Regions from separate parts of the Mus musculus genome. Here all the other regions are linked to region 1. Evidence: chromatin loops called from intact Hi-C (ENCODE). Cell type or tissue: heart. All regions are shown on one strand.

The links. A loop is a pair of places that touch in the nucleus more often than their neighbours do. Peaks named below come from ENCODE experiments on the same cell type or tissue, not always from the same donor. Only the 100,000 strongest peaks of a DNase experiment are listed, where the experiment ranks them.
Region 2: a loop joins it to region 1, with 2.2 times the contacts of the local background. A loop is called at or near these places in 2 of 42 quality-filtered maps.
Region 3: a loop joins it to region 1, with 7 times the contacts of the local background. A loop is called at or near these places in 18 of 42 quality-filtered maps.

What each region holds. Positions count from the first base shown.
Region 1 is chr17:8,933,631-8,941,630 of GRCm38, reverse strand. It overlaps Pde10a (phosphodiesterase 10A), which reads right to left. Exons shown (of 22, transcript NM_011866.2): 6 at 350-490. Among named protein-coding and RNA genes, the nearest start is that of 1700010I14Rik, 51 kb to the left of the region's middle. In heart, a CTCF peak has its summit at 4,803 (motif pointing right); a DNase peak (open chromatin) is centred at 5,810; H3K27me3 peaks cover 4,349 bases.
Region 2 is chr17:8,852,836-8,860,835 of GRCm38, reverse strand. The region is part of intron 1 of Pde10a (phosphodiesterase 10A); the gene reads right to left. Among named protein-coding and RNA genes, the nearest start is that of Gm34321, 36 kb to the right of the region's middle. In heart, no CTCF peak of the experiment used is centred here; a DNase peak (open chromatin) is centred at 4,295; H3K4me3 peaks cover 701 bases; H3K27me3 peaks cover 785 bases.
Region 3 is chr17:8,796,033-8,804,032 of GRCm38, reverse strand. Pde10a (phosphodiesterase 10A) reads right to left here and starts at 2,288. Exons shown (of 22, transcript NM_011866.2): 1 at 1,888-2,288. The coding sequence starts at 1,954. In heart, a CTCF peak has its summit at 3,202; DNase peaks (open chromatin) are centred at 504, 1,752, 2,722 and 3,352; H3K4me3 peaks cover 3,734 bases; H3K27ac peaks cover 2,338 bases; H3K27me3 peaks cover 6,349 bases.

The DNA.
Region 1 (8,000 bases):
ATGCCTGAGAACTGGGCACTGCAGGGAACCCTTCAGATGAGACGGTCAGTCCTGCATCAGTGCCAATGTGAGTTACCAAGAGGTGCCACACCATCTAATTTACGTGGATAGAAACTTCTTTTTTCTGTTTAACCAGGTGTTGAAATAAGGGCTCCATTTCCCAGGGAGCACCATGGGTGTAATTTTTCTGAATAAGAAGGTTAAACTCTAAGCCAATTCATTTATTGATCTGTATCTTCATTTAATGCTTTTATAATTAATCAGGAGACAACTTGAATGGCAAGACCAAAATGATGTATATCATCTCTCTTAATTAAGTCCTCAGACCGCCAGGGTCAAAGTGCCTTACCCCAAGGATATCCTCTACCAACAACGTCTTCCTAGACTTGGCCACGTAGGCAGAGATGGTGGTACCCTGGGTGATGGGCCCTGCAGGGATGAGCCGGGGTTGGCCTTCCTTCATCCCGGGTGGTATGAACACACACAGGCTCTAGGAAGAAGAAGAAACAACCTTTTTTAGATGGCCTCCTCTGTCTTGCCTAATATCAGTAAGACTCTAGGGCATTACCTAACTAGATCCTGTGAGGTCTGGGAGCCAATCACAAGACAAGACATGGGGTGGTGCAAGGGTCTTCACAGGGGGCAGCCTGGAGCCTAACATGAAAAGTCTCATATTCCGGCTTCACACAGGAGGCAGGTTTGGGATCAGAATTCACAGTCATACAGGCACGAGCACACACACACACTCTCTGTCAAGTTAGCCTTCTCTGAGTGAGACTCGCCATGGAGAAAGGATGGCATCTAGACTCATGCTACCGGAATCTAGACTCTGCCACACCAACCAACCAATGCCAAGCCTGGGGCCATGTCACCCCCTTTCCAGGGTTCTCAGAATACTGCTCGAAGACCCTTGTCAATGATGATGCTTGAGCTGGAACTTCACATTTGGGGGTGCTACAAATTAAGAATGCTCTGTCTTCACTGCAAAGTCATCTCTAGTCTTCATGATTTCATAAAGTGACTCTGGGCTAAGCAAGGTTTTGGTTTTGCTTTGTTTTATTTCGTTGTTGTTGTTGTTGTTGCTTTATCCATTCTCAAAAGTTTTAGGAGCAATCATTTTGATAAAATCTACCCATACTTCAAACTTCTTTCACTTAATAAAAATATTTAAATTACTCTCTAATTAGCAAAGTTATATCATGATTATCCACAAATCTGGACGTATTCAACAGAACCCATCCTACTTTCACATTAAAGATAAAGCAGCCATATCAGCTGACCCATGCAACCAACTACTTCAATGTTAGCTCTGCGCCCACTGAGGTAGCTGAACGGTATTGGCTTATCTGCCTCTATGAGCTTTCCAACCATCCACCATCAGAGGATTCACTTTCTACTCACAGGACAAGGAATCCTATAGGCTGGAACTTCTAAGTTAAGACAACAGGAAGGGAGTGGGAAGGGAAGGACGGAGGGAGGGACAGAGGGAAGGACGGAGGGAGGGAAGCTCCATTCAGGACTTGAATACAGTGCAAGTAGAAGAAAAATTCAAATAGATCTGTTAAAAGGGTGAAGCCTGGTGTCTTACATACAAGAGCACACTTAGAGACAAAAACAGGTTAGGTGATGAATGATGGCTGATCTTTTTTTTTTTTTTTTTAAGAGGCTAGAATCGGGTACCACCTTAAAAACTATTAGCAGTGTTAGCTGCATGTAGTCCTGCATCTTCTCAGTTCTGGCCCGGTCAGCCCTTTAACCAGCTCTGAGTCCCTGCTCCCTGCAGAAGCAGCTTCTCTGACAAAGGATGAAATCTCTGAACTGTGAGCCTAAGCATCATTTGCAGGAGGCTGCTTTCTGGGTACCTTACATCCGTCTAGCAAAACAGCCGCAGCCGCAGCCGCAGCCGCAGCCACAGCCACAGCCACAGCCATAGTCACAGCAGCAGCAGCAGCAGCAGCTCCTCACTGATGCCTAAGACCCAGCAGGTGGGTCAGGTCCCAGCCACCCTGGAGCAAGCCTCCAGAACAGTTCCAACTTGATTTAACCTGTATCTTAGGTGTCCTAACACTTAGGGCTGGTGGGAAGCCAGCCACAGTAGCAAAGGGCTTCCTTGTTTGGGGGCCTCTGGTTCTTCCCAAGCCAAGAATTCCCAGGGAGGTAGCTCACTCCTGAGGTGCTACTGTGCTTAAACTTAGTATAATTTTACTATCCACTGAGACTTATTGGTGAATTGGTCTTGAAAGAGGAAGGCTACCATCAGCTCTAGAAGTTGTCCTCGAGTCAGTTATCACACTCTCTTTAGACAGAGGAGGAAGGAAGGATGGGAGAAGAGGAGGAAGAGCTGGTTGTAAGAAAAATAAAAAGACTGCAATGTATTCAGCAGGTTAAAAGAAAAACAGAGCAGACAGTAACTTTTCACACTGTGGGGACTCAGTCATGAGACTGAGTTCCGGGCACCTGTCCTTTCCCCCATCAAAGACAGGACACTAAGGGAGAGACTTGGGTTTAACTAAGTGATTAGATGAAGACTGTGCTGTGAGCGATAACAGAAAGAACGTTCTAGGCTAGCAAGCTCCCAAATGAAGCTTTGCATTTTCTACTTTGTTTTAGGTTGTAAGTTGCTCACTCTGAAGGTATACAATGGACAGATTTTGAGACTTAGCAACATACTCAGTTGTCAAAGTCCGGAACTCACAGATCTTGCACATTCCTGTGCTACCAGGCAGTCACCTGCAGAGGGTGACTAAGAAAGATGCAAAAGACTCCAGCAAGCAGGGTTCACGGAAAGCCATTCCATAGAGCATCCATAGAGGATCCATAGAGCATTCCATAGAGCATCCATAGAGGATCCATAGAGCATTCCATAGAGCATCCATAGAGGATGCTTGCTGAGAAAACTACAGAAATGGTCAAGTATTTGGTACATTTTGGAAACTCCCTGGGGATGATTATGAAAGAGTAATTCTTTATAATGGAGAGTATACTGGATTTACTAACAAGTTTGTGATTTCACGTGCTCGTGAGACAGAAATGTCCCTGATAAGAACCGCCATTAAAATCTCGGAAACGCTGTGATGTGTATGAGAAAGTCAAGGGCCCAAGGCTGTTTTTGTGCTGACTTCTTTCCTTTGAGTGAGTGGCCCCCTGCCTTTTTATTTTCTTAACTTTTCTTGAATTTATTTATTTATTTATCCTGCATGTGACTGTTGAGGAATATACCACGGTTGAATGTGGAGGGCACTGGACAAGGCATGGGAAAGAAATCTCCTTCCACCTTTACTTGGGATTTGGACATGGAATTCAGGTTAACTGGCTTGGCAGCAAAAGTCCTTACCTGCTGAGCCGCCTCGCTGGCTCCTTTCAACCCAGCACGTGTCACCTGTTCAAAAGCCCCATTTTTTTCTGATTACATGTTAATCAGACATGGAATGACCTGTTTGGGGACAGTACAATCTTTACGACCTTTTAAAGTTGAGTGGAAGTATAGGAACCTGTTACTACAAATAGAATAAGTCGACAAAGGACTTCCATGATCAGGACTGCACCCGACGCTCGGCCACCACTGGAGAATCTTCACTGAATTGTATACCCATAGAAATGGACCAGGGGAAAGGCCGGTAGGTAAACCTGCATTTTTAATCGTGACAGAGCAAAGGAAATCTCCTCTTAGTTCTTGGTGTTTAGAAATAGTAATTCCGTTTGTGAAACATTCCAAGCACTTTGCCTTGATGAGTATGCTTTACCGTATTAATAAACAATAGGAGGGACTAAGTACTGAAGAAATTAGCAGAGGAAATGGAAGTTTTGTTTCCAAGATTGATTTAACTTTTGAGCTAAGGTTGTGACTGGGTTACTTGCACTATTAAGATAGTAAAATGCTGTCCTCAGATTTTCATCAATGAATAGCACCAGACAGTATTGTATATACTTACATATATTTATTTCTAATTTCCTATAACATTGAGAATGGGCTTCTCTAAGATTAATTCCTACTCTAAATTTATATAAATCTAAACAACATTTATTAGCATAAGAATGCTTCAGAAGTTAGAAATCTAAACACAAGGAAAGGCCCAATACCCTAGACCTCACCCTTCTTCCCCTCCAGGGCGATTTGACTGACTGCCACCTGAATGGGGACAATGCCAGGGACCACCATGGATGAGCAGAAGAGCTAGCCCCCCAGTTAAAGAGATATCCCCAACTGGGCCACATTTGTGTGATAAAAGCATACATAGACATACATATAGATAATTTAAACTAGACCAGATCGGTAATAATAAGCTGAATTCAAGGACGAAATAAAACCATGAAAACTACATATATAAACACACACACACACACACACACACACACACACACATATATATATATATATATATATATACATACATACATATATATACACATATAGTAAATAGCATATAGTATACACTATATGGCATATATGTATGTGTGTGTATTTGGAGAAAAATAGTAGAAATATAATATAGTAGATTGATATAATTAATTTAATAAGTATAAACTAACACAATTTATAAAATATAATATCATTTAAATGAGAAAGAGAAACCTGACCTCTGATATCAACACTCTGTTTCAGTGGCAAACGCACACCACAGACATTTTCTCAGACACACATTCCAAAGATCATGTCATTCATGACACTTGCTTTTAACGTTGTTTTGTTGTTGTTGTTTTTGCTCTCGGGTGACTCAATTTTAAAACAGTTTTTAAATGGGTGTATGTTGAGGTGTGGGAACACCAAAGGATTAAAATACCCAGGTTTTGTGTTATTCTTTTGTGCCACTAGATGGCAGTGCTAGGAAGCAAATTCATGCGGAGGCCAAGTTTCAGAAATTTGTAACAGGGAAGGCAAAGCGAGGCACTTTTCAATACTGCTTAGAATTTTTTCTACAGTTCAGTAAAAAACATCACAACAATAGTAAACTGCCAGTGCTATATATATATATCAACACTTTCAGGTTGCAGCTTTATTTACAAACAGAAACACTGAGTTTCCCAGCCTTTCCATTTCCCCCCAATTTGTACCCAGGTAATATCATTCTTTTAACTGTATTCTCCACTGGTTTAGAGTACAATTTAATTGATAATAATAACCAGGAGAAGGAGGTGGTGGAGGCAGGGGCAGAGGAGGAGGAGGAGAAAGAGGAGGAGGAGAAAGAGGAAGAGGAAGAGGAGGAGATGGAGGAGAAGGAGGAGGAGAGGAGGAGGAGGAGGAGAGGAGGAGGAGGAGGAGAGGAGGAGGAGGAGGAGGAGGAGGAGGAGGAGAGGAGGAGGAGCAGGAGGAGGAGGAGGAGAAGGAGGAGGAGGAGGAGGAGGAGGAGAGGAGGAGGGGCAGGAGCAGGAGGAGGAGGAGGAGGAGGAGGAGGAGGAGGAGGAGGAGAGGAGGAGGAGGAGGAGGAGGAGGAGAGGAGGAGGAGGAGGAGGAGCAGGAGCAGGAGAAGGAGGAGGAGCAGGAGCAGGAGCAGGAGAAGGAGGAGGAGGAGGAGGAGAAGGAGGAGGAGGAGGAGAGGAGGAGGAGGAGAAGGAGGAGGAGGAGGAGGAGAAGGAGGAGGAGGAGAGGAGGAGGAGGAAGAGGAGAGGAGGAGGAGAGGAGGAGGAGGAGGAGGGAGCATCATCATCGTCATCTCATTGTCGTCGTCGTCATCGTCATCGTCATCATCATCATCAAGTAACTAGAGGCAAAAAACTATCTTCTTGCCAGAGAACTGCCCTTGGGTGGGAGGATCTGGGCTGCTCTTTGTACAGAAGGCTGTGTTATGTCACTCGCCTCATTAAGCTGCCTCTGTTGTCAACTGAAAGTGCCACTGTGGGGAGAGGGGCAGACGGCTCCCTCTTACAAAGTACACTGTGTAGAATAGCAGCTTCACTCTCGCTGTAGACTACTCACTCCTTCCAAATAAAAGTCCTTTCCCTAGCACACCGCTTTTTCCTGGAGTGACACGGGCTTCCCAACTCTGACGCCTGCCCTCTGCTCTCTTCCCTGAGAACACTGCTTCTGTTTGGTCTCTTGCCTTACCAGATCCAGCAGGTGTTTTGAGATTGTTTCTCACTGTAACAGTTGACTCTGCTGCCCCAGTGGCTTAGTGTGGTTACACAATACAAGTCCCTCTTAGTGTAGCACTCTCATCCCCACTGGCTAGCTTTCATAGTAATAGAGAATGCTATGCATTCTACCAGGAGAGGAAAATAATCAAGTCTTACCTAAGCCTAAATCCTGGGAACTACACTGACAATAGCCCTGGTAAAGCATGCTCACTGGTGAGATGGCACATAAATGGGAGTTAGCCAACCACTTTCTGATTGTATCTGACACACATTCCACAAGAAGAACTCATGCCTGTTTTTGTTTTGTTTTGTTTTGTTTTGTTTTGTTTTGTTTTTTGGTTTTTTGAGACAGGGTTTCTCTGTGTAGCCCTGGCTATCCTGGAACTCACTCTGTAGACCAGGCTGGCCTCGAAGTCAGAAATCCGCCTGCCTGTGCCTCCCAAGTGCTGGGATTAAAGGTGTGGGCCACCACTGCTCAGCTTATACCTGCTATTGTTACTCTGCCAAAAACAAAACAAAACAACATCAACAACAACAAAAAAGAAACCCTAAAAGTGGTCAGGTCTTAGGCCCTAGGGGAAACCTAATGCTACCATTCTGCTAAATAAGACATAGTGCTTATCTTTAAACCTCAAGATTGGTATATCTATCAACCCTCACCAAACAAGTTTCTTTTTATAGTGGGGAACAATTGAAACAGAGGCCCATAACTTGCTGATATGCTGAGAATAATAGACTCTCTGCTCTAAATGAGACAGCTATATCATATACCTTACCTCGGAGGAGACTTAGGGACCACTGGGGAAGCAGGGGATGGGGAGGCAGAAAGACTGTCAAAGCTGCAGGGAAAGGACATTGACAGCCCAACATTGTTTGCTGGTTGATGCACACACAAAGAAATTGTAACTATGACTGTGTGCACAAGATCTGCAGCAAGAGATCATCAGCAAAAATCCAAGTGTGCCTCGGGGAGGGGCTCATGAGATCCCGTCCACCTGTCGAGGAGCCACAGCAGCTGATGGCTGTTGGGAGATGGATGGTCTACCCAGCTCCAGGAGATTGTCATATGCACACAGTAAGCAGAGCCAGTAGGTAAAAAGTACACAAAGTTGGGAAGGGATGGTATGGAGAAGGCGGAAGGAAGAAATGGAGGGTAAGACAGGGAATGCATTATACACATACATGAAATTATTTGCATGTATGAGGTCATATGCGTGCATGAAATTATATGAGTGTATGAAAGTCTTAAACAAAGGTGTCACTTTTGATCAAAACCCAACAAAACGCTCTCGTCAAGTGCAGTGGCTCCACCTCTCATGAATAGGATGTGTGAGCCCAGGAGATCGTCACAGCATCATGTCCTCACAGAAAGCAATTTCCACTGCAGTGTGGCCCTCTGCCTTTCAGAAACATCAGCCTCAGTTCTAAGAGGGACCCGACAGAGGAATTACACTCTTAGGAAAGTTTTAATCATTTGTAGAAGCTCGAGACATGTATTGTATAGTTTCGTGGGTTTTTTTTTTCACTTAGCATAGTTGTATCTACATGAATGTGTGTGTGTTCGTGTGTGTGTGTGTGTGTGTGTGTGTGTGTGTGTGCGTGCGTGCACATACATGTGCATGTGTGCCTGTAGATCAGGAAGGCATCAGATCCCCTGGGGCTGGAGTTACAGGTGTGTGTGAGCCACCCAGTGTGGGTGCTGGGAATTGAACCAGGGTCTTCTAGGAGGACAGGAATGGATCTTATCAAAGGACGCCATCTCTCTAGCTCTTATTATTATTCTTTTTTTGTGATGCATCACTGGGCTGAGAATAACAGAAAGAGTCTCCCCACCCCAGAAACCTAAAAGTTAATAAGAACTTCTGAGAGGTAAAAAAAAAAACAAAAACCCTCACAGCTGCCTTTTTCTTGGGTGCTAATAAGGCTGC
Region 2 (8,000 bases), 81 kb after region 1:
GCTGCAGGATTCCTAGGGCTACCTGAGTGACTCCAGGCTAGTGTCTGAGAGAGAAAGGACATGCCCATGGCAAAGGGGCAGGTGGAATTAGTTACATAGACTGCCACTGAAATAGGAGGGACTTAGTATATACAAACTGCTCCGTGCCTTATTAGTTCCACAAACAGCATTAACACACTGCTGAAATGCCCAGTGGAGTGTTAGACTGAACAAAGTTAGGTCTGTCTTGTGTCACTGAGTCTGCAGAGTGCCATATTTAATGGCCCCTCCTCTGCACAGAACCACAACATGTTAGGGTGATGTCAGATGACCTCAGGAAGCCGACTGTGAATCTATCAACAGGTGTCCTGAGCATTCACGGTGTCTCTCTAAATGTCCTCTGTGAACCAGCCAGTTTCCTACTCGCCTGACTGGCATGGGGGAACTAAGGTACAAGGCACTGATAGAAAACTACATGAGGTCATGCTCACATCGCCCAGGAAAGGGCAATTAATTTTTGGCCTTTTGAAATACAAGCTTCAGACTACAGAGGTTGTGTGAGGTTAAACAGCTCATAAAGGTCTCTGCAAAGGGAATGCGTTGCTGAAACAGTATGAGTTCAGAGATGTCCCTGATGCCCATCAGACTGCACTGAGCTCCGGGAGCTACAGCCAAGATTTATTGATGGAAGACAAGATTTATCACAAAATCTGTAACTTGGATTCTTGTTGTCACACACACACACCTCTAAACTGCTGACTAACGTATTTTTAACCACCGTGGGCTTTTAATTTATGACTTAGAATATGCAGGATTAGGTTTTATTATGCCTCGAATTTGATCTGTTTCCTCTGATCTTGGAAGCTCAGCAGAGGCAGGCATGGTTTGTATTGCGATGGGAGCGAGCACAGACCTTTATAACTTTCTTATCCACTAGAAGTGTATCCTCTATACATAAGTGTAAGTGGAATACTGTTCTTAAAGTGGACATGTGCTTAACTCCGGGTCTTTAGCTTTTAAACATCTTTTCTTATATCTGACAGAGGGAAATGTCCTCTCTAGTACTTTCTATTAGAGAAACTATTTCTCCGGAAATGAAGTCAGTTCTGGCTCCATTGTCTACAGCCACATTCCAAACATGAGTACAGCAAGCTGTAGTTAATCATACATGGCTACGTTTTGTCATCTGTTAGTGTAGGAAAAGGCTGTGTGTGTGTGTGTGTGTGTGTGTGATCTTTCATGAATAGAAATCAAGTCTCCAACTTTTCGACTAAAACCATAGCTTTTCTCAATTTTTGTCTTCAGGAAATTGAGGCCATATGCTCATGTTCTCAGCCACTGTTCCATGTAAGATATAAAAATCACACAGGCTCTTAAATATCCCCCAATATTCACTTCGGCAACTCAGCAATTCAACAGCTCAACAGTACAAACAAATAGACTTCAATGAACACTTTTTCCCAACATGATACCTCCTGAGAGCCTGGCACAGCACGGAAGAGAAAGTACCGAGTGCAGACGGCAGCATCTGATGCTCAAAGCGTAACAGCTGCCTCCCAGGCTCTGACGTTTACCTGAGCGCGTATGATGCTCTCTGAAAAGCCCTTCTCCAGATGAACTGGCATTGTTCTGAGTCCGCAGTGGGCCAGGCTGCAGCGAGCAGAAAAGCAGTCTCCTGCAGCATGAGAGCTGTACAGCTCACAGCAATGAGTTCTGCATAAATCTAAGGACATTCTACTTAAAGAGGTGTCCACTTCTCTAAGAGGACACCTCTCCAGGTACACGTGGGGTTATCAAGCCACCTTCTAGAAATTAAGTGGTTATATTTAATATACTTCGGCAGAAGGTAAACGCCGTTTCCCTGTCACAAGGAAAACATTACTTGATTAGCTCATGAAATGCACCAGTCTGAGAGCCTCATGTGTCATAGAGGAGACATGGTGTGGGAGCAGAGCTAGAAGCTGGGAGCGCTCGCTCTGCCTGCCGCTTGCTAACAGAACATTTCCATGAATGTCCCGCCTACGCCACAGTCTCTTCGACTGCTCAAGGAGATCATCTGTGGAGGCTCCAGCGTGGTCCAAAAGCAAAGGGATTACTCAGCAAAGGCTTCAAGCAGACATTCATGAAAATGCAGCTCTTCAAGTACTTGGAAAAAAAAAAAAAAAAAAGAAAGTCCTACTGTCCAGCCAATCCTCTGGGGATCGCGTTCCTTCCCGTGACTGCAACACTAACAGACTCAAACAGGTTGCCAATCTGACCACGCATGCCAGCGCACTTGGGCACTTCTCTCCAAACTGTTGAAGCCCAAACAATACAGACTTCTTCAAATATGAATGCACAGCTGTACCACCTGAATATGTCTATACAGAAGCTCACTCTGCTTCCCAGACAATGTGAAATGACAATGAATTTCTCATCAGTCCGGCCTTGGATGCTCGCTGTGCTTGTGTGGGACCTCACATGCACAGCCAGCACGTGCTAGGACAACAGCACATGCTAGGACAATATTAGATATTCCTTTGCCCACTCACTCCTTTATGGTTCTACCATTTTAGGTTAAAAGGGTGCTGGTTGGGGCTGGAGAAGTAGCTCACTGGTTAAGAGCACTGCTAGCTCTTCCAGAGGACCCAAGTTCTAGTCCCAGCACTCACATGGAGGCTCACAACTGCCCACAACTCCAGTTCCCTGTGCCCTCTTCCATCCCCCATGGGCAGTAGGCAAACATGTGGTATACTGGACTGCTTGCAGACAAAACACTCATGCATATAAAAATATTTTTAATTTTTAACTGTGTGGCTATACTTTTGAGAAGGTTTTTATTAATTCAAAGGTGGATGGCAAAAGTAAGGAAACTGAGGTCATATGGATTGCTCCATGGTGGGGAATCTGTCTAGCCTGTGCAAAACCTGGGGCTAAGTACCCAGCACCATAGACAGAAAAATGGAAAGATGAGGGGGAAGGTGGTGGTAAGGAAGGGGAGGAAGGGACATTTTCTGGATGTCTCAACTTCAGAACCTCTGCAATGTGGTATGAACTGTATGTTAACTAGAAAACAAAGGGAAGGGAGGGAGCCTGTGAAACAAGGCTGATCATGAGCACCAAAAGAAAAACACCGGTATGGTTAAAGCACGGGCTCCAAGTGTACGTTTAAAGAGCCCACTGAGTAGCACATGCTTGGAAATGTATAGGCCTATTCTATCTTGTTTTGGTTTTCACTCCAAACTACAGACTATAAAGAACAATAGATTATTTTGACTATGCTTGAAGAATTTGGGTTTTCAGTTCTATACAATGGAGCTTAAAGTGCGATCTTTAATTACTGGGGAATGTATTTAAGGTGTTCACAGAGTCTAGAAGGGGTTCAGATAAAGAATGCAGAGGCAAGGGGTACTTATGTACAGGGACATTCTACTGGCTAACAGAATCCGCTCATTTATTTGTCCCCCCCCCCCAAATATCCTATAAAAATTACTGCCTCCATTATATGGAGGAGAAAGCTGAAGGGGAAAGAAATTCAACCCCAAGCATCTGCTTTCCGACCTCAGGGTAGCCACAGGGAGAGATGCTCAATGAATCAAACTGAACCATGGTACACAGTCAAAGCAAACAGGAGGGACGCAGCCTTTGGCTTTTCCCTCGGCATCCTCTGCGTGAACATGTGTGCCCATTGCAAGAACACAACTTCCTTTTCCTCTATCTTAATACGTACATCTGAGGCCATTGCAGCTGTGAGGGTGACACGGGCTTTTTATAACTATTTCCCCTCAAAATATTCAAATCAAAATAAACCAGAAAATGAGACTGAGTTGCTTTCCCAGATATGTTTCTCCACCTTACTCCTCTGGGCCACAAAGGTGAATAAGCACAAGGGCATTCTGAAGTGGGAGAGGAGGAGTAGAGGGTGGCCTGGAGCACTTGAAGTCACAGGACCATATCTAATTCTTCGTACAACACTAGTCGGGTGGCAGACACTCACACCTAGCCTTCCTGTACCTAAGCCCTGGTGACCAGCACAGAGGGCTTTTTTTCTGCAGCCCCAAATCCAGCCGAACAGATGCCCAACCTTTCCCTCCACAGAGTTTTCAAAGTGTCTTTGTTTCCCCTTCAAGGAAGAACCTCAAATGTGGAGGCTGCAGTTTTGTACTGGAAACAAAGTGGGCGTGGCGGTGGGCGTGGCGGTGGGCGTGGCGGTGGGTGACGGTGCAGAAATTGTCTGTGGCTGGCTTTTCTCTGTGCAACCAGCCCTGCTGTAAACCTCTGACCCAGCTGTTCTCTGACATCTAAAGCCCAGGTTTCCCAATAACAAGCAACACAGCTGTACAGAACGGTCGCCAGAGACTTGAACTGCCGCTAGCGTTACTCATCCGGCCCTGCCCTGCCCTGCAGTGTTGGCCAAAAGGCGGTGTCAAGTTCACCTCACCCTTGGGACTCACAAAATGAACAGCTCAAACAACTCATCACAGGACATCTAAAATAAACAGCTTTAAGTAGCTGGTGATATACCATAGCCTGATTCACATTCAGAATGTTATCTGCCCCACCCCCACCCCTGCCCCAGCCTTGTCTTTAATGGGTTTTATGCTGTTTATAAAAAGAAACTAAAATCTACAAAACTGACGCCCCCCCCCCCCAAACACACACCATCTCAATTTAATGTCTAATTTATCTTCATTCTGAAGAGATAAAATATCCATCTGGAAGTACAAAGAGACAAGACGGTTTTGCCACACACAAAACCATTGCCTGTGACATAATTGAAAATGCCCTCGGAAGGCTAGCGATCTCAAAGTGAAGCCTCTAACATGAGAAGGAGCACAAACTTGGGAGGCTGCTACAAACTTAAGCAGGAGCCATGGATACAACTCAGGCAAAGAGTGAATGGTAAACCCACAGAGTGTCACGTGTTGTGAAATACAGTATTCTCAGGGTCTCCGAATATCAGTCCATGGATTCCTCCTCACAGAAAAGAAAAGAAAAGAAAAGAAAAGAAAAGAAAAGAAAAGAAAAGAAAAGAAAAGAAAAGAAAAGAAAAGAAAAGAAGAATACCTTTACCTTTACCATGGAGGCATATGGCAAACACCGTCTCAACCTAGAGCAAATTTAGCATCACCCAAAATAGAAATGACATTATGTGATAGCGCGGCAATCTTCAGAGCTGAGCCACATTCTCCCGCATGACTTGAAAGAGATGAGCACTGACGGGGTGGCGGAGGTGAGCCTGCCGTGGGAAGATGATCAGGACCCTGGAGTTGTTGCTTGTTATTCGCTATTCAGAGATGCTGAACGGCTGCCTCAAAGACTGGCCTCAGGAGATGAGCAAAGCTAGCACCCGGTTCTAAAGCCAGCATAACCCGGTGACCCCAGCCACCACTGGGCTGCCCCTTAAACTCTGATTACCTCCTTAAAGGCTGAGCACTGTGTCTTGCCCCTTGGTTCTACAATTTGCTATCTCATGCTATAGCCCTGGCGTGAGTGAGTAGTGAGTGGTAGCCAAGCTTCTGCCTTGAATCTGCTCTGCCACAGCCCTTACTCTGCTACCTTTAAACTCATCCTAATACAAATTCTCGTGACTGCAATGGAGCCAGAGTATAATCTGAATGGCCTCAATCCCAGATCCCAATAGCGTCTTTGCTTTCCTTTGAAGGCTCATACATAGCTCAGCACTTACTAGAGTCTACATTTCCCTCAGCCTCCTGATCCTTCCAAACTCTACTAGAATGGCCCACCAAGTTCTGCTCAGTCTACAAAAGCATCTCTGTCCCATAGCTCCAAAGTCTTTCACCTCCCTCTCAAAAGTCAGTTCCAAAGAACATGTTCACCTCTACTTGCTGGCACCCACGTTCTCTATTAGTGACTGTTCTCATTGTAGCATCAAAATACCAGACAAAAGTGACTTAAGAAGCGAAGGGCTTCTTTCCCTGATAGTGACACTGTGTACCACAAAGGGAAGACCTGGCAGAGGATCCCATTGCATCCAGAGCCAGGAAGAATCGATCAAGGGACGCTTTTGCTCAGCTTGCTTTCTCCTTTCTCTTCAGTTTTGAACCCCAGTCTGTAGAAAGGTACTACCCACAGTTAGGGTGTGTTTTTCCCACCTCACTTAACATAAGTTAGATACCTCCTCAGTATGACCAGAGATTTCCTTCTATTCTAAATTCCATCAAGCTGATGATCAAGATGAACAGACAGATGGCTAAAGATCAATTATATAGATGGCTTTCCACATCCTTAACAGAGATACGCCTGTAGAATAAATCTAAAAGCCTGTTACCATTGTATTATTCTTGTAGTCATTTCGATGAACAAAATCAATCACAGGAAATGTTTCCTCATGCTCTGCTATGACATCAGATGGAAGCCAGGGCTCATTGTAATCAACTTTTAACACCCAGACCTATATCATAGGATACCCGAAGGCCTGCTCAATGACTCTAATTAACATGTCTGTCTTAATCAGATTAGTCTGCTAGGACGAAAGCCTTCATAGCTGGGTAGTTCGATAGTCAAATGAAATGGCTGTTGACAGTTCTGGAAGCTTAGAAATCCAAGCTCAATCCAAGTACCATCACACCTGTTCCTGGCAGAATGCTATTCCTGCATCCTTGCCTGGTAGAAGAGGATGGCAGCCTCTCTGGGGCCTCTTTCCAGGGTATCAGTTCCACTCCTGAGAGAGGCATCTTCATGACCTTCACCTCCCAAAGAGCCCACATTTTTGTGCCAGGGACTTGGGAGATTGTTGTTCCACACGTGGGTTTGAAAGAGCTCACATGTGTTTATATCACAGTACTGTCCCAAGTTCTACACCTGATTTCCCTCCAAAGCCTCGTCTTGGGGTTGTATGAGCCTCCATAGGCATGTTTTTCTAAAGGCATGCCCATCAGGAAGTCTGGTTTACTATGCCTTTAAATGTATCTACACCCCCCCTCCCCAATCTCAGTGGCCCATGGCTTCTGCTAGAATCCAAGTCACCACCTGTCCTTGCCGGTCGCCAGCCTCCAACTTGTCTACTTCCTGTTCTTACCCTTCTACTCCTGTTCAGTGGATGGTACAATCTTAGTAAGTGATGAAGCCACTTCTCAAGACCCTCGCATGACTCCCTGTCTTGACAGAGTGAAAACAGAGTCCCTAGAGTCACCTCTCGCCAGTATGACTTTTCCTGGAGCCTCTGAATATTACAGCCATGCTCACTGGTACAAGTTTGTGCTCTCTGCTTCTCCCTCCATAGGACCTGCCTCCTCAACCTCCTGCCTGCCTCACCTGAACTGAATCTCAGCTCAGACTTCACCATTCTATTTGAGCCTTTTGAAATAATTAAAATTATAACTATATTCTATATCCTTACCATGAGTCTAGTATATCATCTGTATATCTTACTGATTATTTCTATATTTCCCTCTTTCCCTAACAAATATCAAGGAAGTGAGACTATATATATGTGTGTGTGTGTGTATATACATATATATGTATATATATATATATAATGTACATATATTATATACATGCATATATATGCTCACTGCTTTGTTCCCATTCCTAAAAAACACGCTTATCAGAAAATCAGCACCAAAAAATAATCTTCTGCTCAAACAAAAACATAACATACTGCACATGTATGCTCATGCACGCACACACACACACATACATGCACACACACACACATACATGCACACACACACATACATGCACACACATACATGCACACACACATACATGCACACACATACATGCACACACACATACGTGCACGCACACACACATACATGCGCACGCACACACATACATGCACACACACACATACATGCACACATACATACATGCACACACACACACACAGGTGCTATAACAGGCCATGAATTAGGAAAGCATATCCCATGATGACATTTTTCTTAACAGCTAGTTCCTTCTAATACAGAGTTCTACAAAGCATAAATCCATTCTTAAATGCTGAGTTAGTCACAAAGTTACCTCAATTCTTAAATTACATACATGAGTGTAAATCAAATTCAACAATGGCTGTACTT
Region 3 (8,000 bases), 140 kb after region 1:
CGTGTGCATCAATTGCCAAAAGAGAAAACATACTTATGTAGTAAAGGGGAAAAAATGAACTGTCTAGGAGGCAGAAGACCCCGGAGCAAGCCCAGTCATAGGCCTTAGGGTTATTCCAACAACCCAAGAGTCTATGGGCCCCACCTTCTCCCATTACCTCCAAACCAGGGTCAATCCATGGAGTCCCTTTTGGAAAGTATGGTCTCTGCCGACCACAATCTAAGGGAAAGAGTACAAGCTCGTACGAAGATGCTCCATGTGCAGCACCCATAAATCACATATACAGGGATGGGGGAAGTACACACCTGGGGGAAGCCTCGGGCTCGGAGGACAGCTGGGAGCATGGAGTCCACACCCTTCAAGGCAATTGAGTCAACAAGCAAGTCTAAGCAGAGATTTGCTGAATACTGCCTGCAGGTGTGTGAGTGGCCACTGGGTCATGTGGCTACTGTGGACTGGCCCAGGGCCAGGGAAGCAGGATTGCGGGAGTCAACCCAGCCAGAAGGGAACATGGTCACCCACCTGGTGGCTAGACTCTAAGGGGCTCCTGGGTACACACCTAGAGCAGTCCTGAGGAGGGTCTCAACCCTGACACCCCATGTCCCTGCGCGGAGGTCCACTCCCGTTAAGGAGTGAGTGGTACTTAGGAGCAGTAGCAAGAAAGCTCATTTACAACCTGGCAGCTTCTGCCTGGAGAAAGCTAGGCAAAAAGCGCGGCTTACCAGCGAGAAAGCAGACAAAGGCTCGGTGCGCACGCGGTGGACTGTGGCACCAAATCCACGCTCAGGGTGGAGCAGATGCCCGAGTCTCACAATTTCCCACGGATGTGCCCTCTCAGAGCACAGACTCTCCCACCAGGTCCCGCCTGGTCCCTTTCCCGCCCCGGTGTTCTGGTCCTCACCCTGCTCACCCTCCATCCACAACAGCAGCGACTCCCTCCTCTGCGCGTCTGGAGCTTCTTTCCTAAACATCGTCTGCCTGCCTGCCTGCCTCCTTCCTTCCTTCCTTCCAGTGAAGCTGCTTTTGACTTCTTTGCTCAATCTTGTCCCCCTCCCCCTATGACACGCCCTCTGTTGCCCCTGCCCCAGAAGGCTTGCAGACCTGCACCCGGGAGGGGCAGGTCAGAAAGGTCATGCTACAGTTGTCCCGCGGGTCCGAAGGAACCAGAGGTGCCTTTTTCTTCTATGCTAACGCCCCATTGTTCCTTGGCTTTCTTCACCCACCCTTGCACCAGCTCCCCAGAATCTGCGTGAGGTGGGCTGGGGGGCGGGGGGAAAGTGCTGCGTCCTTTTCATGAGGGTGGGTGCACCCAGCTCCATACCACTGGTCCGCGCGCCAGAACACAGTCACTGCAGGCTCGGGCACAGCCCTCCTTCACATTTGGAATCCTGGGCTTCCTGAGCCTTGCCTATCCCCATGGCTGCGTCAGGAATCCAGCGGTTTAGATCCCCAGGACCCCCCCAGTGGAAGGAAGCATATATACTCCAGTCAAGTGATCACAGGCTAGAGAGAAATGTAGAGTAATCGGTGACAAACTTGATGGTCTAAATCATGAGTCGGGTCAATGTGGCCAGGGACAGCTCTAGGAAGCAGGTTAGTTTCTAAACGTCCGGCTCCAACACCCTCCGGGTCACGCTTCCTCTGTGCGCACGCCGGGCTGGGGAAAGCCGGGTGTCCCTACGCTGATGGGCGGTCCCGAACGTCCCTGAGGTGCCACCAGCTTCCTGAGACCCACTGGCCAATATTGGTCTGGTACACACACACACCTTGCAGACTACCCACTACCGTAGCAGCTCCCTCCCCACCCCACGATCTGAACCCCCGATTTGTCCCCACCAAGCCAGAAAACCACCCCGGCCACGGGGAACGTGGGGCCGGGCCACTTACTGGGGCTGAGGAAACACTCGGTCAGCCTTCGGAAGCAACTCGCATTGTTAGAGGGTCCATCTTCCATGTCGGAGCCGAAGGGCAGCGGCCAAACGGTGGCAAGGGGGAAGGCGGCGCCTCGGGGCCGCCAAAGAGTTCGGCCACCGGCGGCAGAGCCGGGGCCGAGGCCAGGGCAGCCCCCGCCGGCGCCCGGAAAATCCGAGGAGTCCGCGCGGCGTGCACCCGGGTGTAGGGGAAGCCGCGGCGGCGGAGATGGCCGGGGCCCGGCGCGGGCAGGGAGCAGCAAGCCTTGAATCGCAGGCGAGAGGAAGAGCCGCCGCCGCCCGCCGCTGCCACCGCTGCTGCCACCGCTGCTGCGGTGACTACTGCCTGGGGGGACGCTCAAGGGAGCTGCCTCTTGTCCTCCTCCTCCGCCGCCGCCGCCAGCATCGCCGCCGCCGCCTCCTCCTCCTCCAGCCGCCGCTGCGCCCTCCCTTCTCGGGAGACGCGCGGGGAGGTGGAAGGCAGATGAGGAGGGGACAAGAGGGGGAGGGGGGAGGGGGGGCGGCGGCCAGAAGTACCAGGAAGATGAAAAGGAGGAGGAGGGGACAGGGGAGGAGAAGGCAAGCGCCCAGGGAGCACGGGCCGCCACCCAACCACAGCCTCCGGCACGGAGAGCGGAGAGGGCGCTGGGGCCCCCAGTGGGGCTGGCGTGGCCTGCGGGAGACAGGGACCGGGACAGGGGCGGGGGCGCCGCTAGCTCCTCCCGGCTGCAGCCAAGCAGCTCCCGGGCCAGGCTCAGGCCCACTGTACTCCGCCCGCTGGCCGCGCCGCACCGGGGTTCCAGAGGGACTTGGACACGGCCGGGCTCGTCCCCAGACTCCCGCAGTGGGGCCTGGGGGTGGGGAGCGAGCCGCTCCTCCGGGCTAGCCATGGCCCTCCTCCCCAGCTTGCAAGGGGGGCAGGCGGGAGGGCGCGGCGGCCCGGACTCTGCGGGCTCCGCCCCCGCAGCACCGGCCCTCCCCGCGACGCTGCCCAGGCTCTGGTCCGGTCCGCCTCTCGGGTCTAGGGTGCCTCTCCGGCCCGGGGGTTCACATCGTGTTCCCTTTGGGATTCAATAGGACCGCGGGCGGGGGGACGAGTCCCGATCGCTGCGCCGGGGTGCGGGCTGGTACGCACGATCCGCGTCCTTCCCGGCCTGGCGAGGCTGCCGGGACGCTGCCTGCGGGCGTGGCGTGGTGTGTGCAAGCTCCGGCCGGCGCCTGAGCCGCGGCGGCTGCTCCAGAGCAGCGGAGAAAAGCGCCGCAGTGCTGCTGCCCGTGGAGGCGGCGGTGGTGGCGGCGGCAGAAGACGCCCACTGGCGGAGCAGGCGCTCCCCGAACCGCCACCGCCCGCGCCCACGTTGCGCGTCCACTGGAACTCAGGTCCCAGCACCCTGGCACTCTGCGTGTGGTGTGTGCCCCTGGCCCGCTAGTCTCCCTGGAGGTGGCACATCTGGATCTGGCGTTCCAGATGCTAAACCCACAGCCTAGCCTCTGTTCCAGCTGTGTGCAAACCACATCCGCCTGTGGGCGGGTGACCTGAACCAGGGAATCCTCTCTCCAGCCCCGCAGTATCAACAGAGAAGGCTTTTGGTCAGAGCTCCTGGAGGGGGGGATTCAAATTTGGACATTTAGCAAGTTTAAAATCAAGGCAGAGTTCCCATTAGAATGTCTCAAAAGGCGGTTCTTTCCGGGACTGCCTTGCCAATACCCACTTTAAAGCGAACTTTAGGTATGTCAGCCCACTTTGTCCTGGTGGGTCTGGAAGATAGAAGGAGCAAACTAGGGTTCGCACACAAAATGTAAAGAGTTCATTGCTTTAAAACCCAGAGACCATCTGTCACCAGTGGCTTACTTGGGCCCCCTATTCCTTCAACAGCCTGGAGACCGCTGCTGTAGAAAAAGTCTGGCGCAATGGGCGCTGAGAACAGGAACTTTGAGAGTTGGGGGAAGCTGACTAGCCAAGGAGCGCAGGTGCAGGTGTTGGCGATCCTGCCCTTGCCGACTCCCCTCAACCACCTCTGCACACCCGTTTTGAGTGTCCTGATTGCCTCTTGGTAGAACAGTCAGCGTCCTAAAGACCAACAGCTCAGCACCTAAGCTTATGCTGCCGTGCAGCGGCTTGGCTGATCCAGGGCTGGGACTCTGAGTATGAGACCTGCAGGGATGGCAGGAACAGTTTCTCCTCGTCGCAGTTTTCTTTTTTATTCGGATGATTTTCATGTTTTGATTTGCAGTGAATTCCACATTCTTCTGCAATACACTCTTTTCCCGGACTCCTGTCTCCTGATTCCAAACCCCTAAGAGTGGAAAAGGAACAGTCACGGTTGCACCGGATTGACCAGGTGGCATTCTGAGGACCTGATACTTCAGGCGTCCTCTTTAAAGTTCCCGACATTTTGGCAATTCTGAGAAGGACAGTCTCAGAGTGTAGCATAATAGCAGGAGCCAGCCAGTCCACCTCACCATGAGATCCCTGCGCTTGCAGAACAAAGAACCAGATCAATGATTCTTACCTTGGGGGCCAAGAGTGCCTTTCCATCCCCCAACCCCTGGCCCTAGTGAAGAAGAAAATATAGACAGGAGTAGCACCACCAGGCTCCATCTGCAGCCTAGGACTTGCATCTTCTACAGCCCCGCAGACTGCCCTTGCTCACTTGGCTGAGAGCAAGTTCCCTGTTCGCGAGACGGGAACGTGTTTAGGCAAAGGGATTTCTCCTTCAAGAGTTAATCGTTCATTCTTTACAAAAGTTTCTCCTTGCCACTTAAGGCTTATCAGTTGTAGGTTTTTGAGGCATTGAAACGATTTCCAGGCGCTCGAAAACTTACTTCTAGATGGATATAAGCTGCCTTGAAGCCGCAGGAGCCGGGAAAGCTTTACACATTTGCTCTGTTAGTCTTTGTTAGATCGAACTGCAAAATCTCTCTCTCTCTCTCTTTCTCGTTAACCCTTTTCCAGAGTCGACCTTCTTCCTATTTTACATCATTTTTCTCCCATTGCTTGCTGGAAACAAATCTGTATCCTGGACAAATAACAAAGTCACAAAGTGTAACGAAGGAAAGGGAACACTAGGAAGAGGAACAAAAAAGCAATTACATTTTGATTGTCCCCCTACCTCCCTTAACACTGGCATCCTCCGCTGTTCATTTAAGTCTTCTAGGCACTTGGCTACTTATATTTGGAACACACATCTAAAGATTCCAGTCTTGGATGGCTTGTTTCCCTTGCCTCTTTGCATTTCTCTGCTGATCACACCAGGAAGCAGAGAAGACTGGGTTGCTGGACCTTGTCACTTCAAACTCCTTGTGAATAAACACATTCCTGAGCCTGCAGGAGTGGTAGCATTCTTAAACTTGACCAGGTAGTTACTGTTGGGATGGCATCCGATTGTAGCTCAAGCGGAGGGCAACTGTGGCTGCCTGATAGGGGTCCTGCCAAAGGTAATCGGGTATAGGAGCTGTCTCAACGATCTTGGTTAAAATGATTCTCCTCACCTCAGGTGAACAGTCAACACAACTTGCTGGAGTTGAAAACTAAAAGAATAAACTAAAAGACAGCAGTTAGAGGTTAGCACCAGCAGACACGGAGTTATGCGGACTGCACTGGCACCCTTGTGGAGCACCCACATATAGACAAAGGCTAAACACTGAGCCCTCCCCCTGGCTCCCACGGAGTGCTGCACCCATGTAAATTTCAGATTGGCTTTTAGTGTTTTATGCCTAAAAATTCACCCATACAGCGGGTAGTAACTGCCTGCTTATTACCTAACTTGTATCATATGCTCTTAAATATTATGGTTCAAGAGAGAGCCCAAGAAACGTGGAAATAATGATTTTCTTTGAAAGCATATAACTTTTATTTGGCTAATAATCAACATGATTAACATTTGATAAACTTTTTGGTAGACCTACAGGTCTGTGTTTTTTTTTTTAAATGAATTCCTGTAGTTTTATATATTTTCCAGAAAGGGGTGGGGTGGGGTGGGAGACCTGTTTTTCTCTTTTAAAGTGCTAATATCCTAACTTTACTAACACATGAAAACCAAGGTTAATTCAATGTTAAACTGACCTTTTTAAACACACAAGGTTTATATATTTTCTTAAAGCCCCTTTCTCTTTGCCTTGATTTTAACCTTTAGAACTTACAACATGGAGCCAGGCTTTCCTAAGCTGGTAGCTATTGTTGCCAACTCAAACTCAGAGGATTGAACTGCTGGTTATCAGTAAGGTTATTTCCACAGACCTTCTGTGTTCCAAAAAGATAACCCACCCACCACCTCGTGTGGTCAGTGTGGGGTTTATCTTCCCCACACTTCCCCAGGACCTCCTAAGCCCACGCACCTCCTTTCAGGGCTGCATGTAACTCTGAGTTACCAGGAAGTTTCCTTCAATGTCTCTCACCCTCAGTCCACCACAGCTTACTTTCTAGACTCCTGGAATTTGTTTCTTGCTAGCATATCTCAAGAAAGTTACTGCCTGTGTGATTCATAATGACAATTCCATTTTAAACAGTCTGACACTGGGGGAATTGCTATTCCATAACATTTATAAAAAAGACAGACAGACAGACAGATACTCCTTTACGTTTCACCTGCTAAAAGATCACAAATGTCTATTATTGGTGATGTTAAAAAACTTTGCCTAGGGTGAGAGTTGTATTTTTATAGTGCTGTCATAGACAAGCCTAAGAGGGAAAAAAATGGGATATTATAATTCTAGTAAGAAAAATACTATTGAAATCAATTCTAGGTTGTGGAAATCTTAAAAAGAAGGGGGAGGGGAGGGGGAGGGGAGGGGGAAGGGAGGGGGAGGGGAGGGGGAGGGGAGGGGGAGGGGGAGGAGCTGATTTTCACTTACTGTATAAATACCCACCTCACCAACCAAATTACTTTATACACTTAAACATTCTATATTAGAGAAGTTTTAATTTTGTTATTTTATGTGATAAAACAAATAGCCAGTATAGCTTGCATTATCCTTTCCTTAGTGAACACCAGAATACTGCTTAGTTATTTTTGTTTTGATTTGTTACAATATGAATACTTGACAAAAATCTCAAGAATTCATGCCTTCTGAGGAAAGGGAGATATATAATGTGTGTGTGTGTGTTTTCTTGACAGAAATAAGGTCTAAGCAGAAACCTTTATTAGTCAAAACCATAATTCCCCCCCCCCCATGACAAAAAGCTTTGCAAAATTGCTGTGAGTATTGAGTCCCAAGAGTATTGGTGTTAGTAAGTACTACTGAAGTTGTATAGTAATGACTATTTGGTTCTTGGGATAACCATGTTAACTGTTAACAACACTCCAATATGACCCTGATGTACAACCACAAAGAGCCACATTTCAAAGCTTTGCCTTTAAGCAGTACCAGATCCCTGTAGAACCCCATGCATTTATAGGATATGAACTGTTTCTTAGTGCTCAAGGCCACATAGAACTTGGAACACAGCCAGGAGCTCTGTTTAAATTACCAACAGTGTCACCAAACTTTTGCAAATAAGATACAATGATTTCATTGAAAAGCAAAGAGAACATTGTGTCTCAAAATTTCAGTAATAAATGGTAAAATAAACCTCCCAGAGATCTGAAGGCCAGTTTCCCACAGCACAGTAGGAAGCCCGCATGGGAGACGTCAAGGATTCACTGCACATCCTGTATGGTCCACCCTGAACCCTGGGTGCCAATGAGTATTCAGGTACTAGAGAGAGAGTGTGTCCAGGATGCCTCTGAATTCATGACTGAGGGCTTCCTGCAAGATGTCATGTGATATGTGTTCTCTTTATTTGCTGCTTGGGAATCTTCTTGCCAATATTCTTACTTTTATTTGATTTTAAAAGCAACATTTGCTTATTTATTATTTATTTATTTATTTATTTATTTATTTATTTATTTATTTATTTATTTATTTATTTATTGCACATCACAGGTGCATGGGTGCACTGAGGGTAGGATCTGTATGCCATGCAAATGTGTATAGAGGTCAGGAAACAACTTCCTGGGTCTCAGGAATGGAACCAGGTCACTATGGTGACATATACCTTTAGTGGCTGAGCCAACCTTTTGGCTCATATTATCACTTTTAATTGTCAAA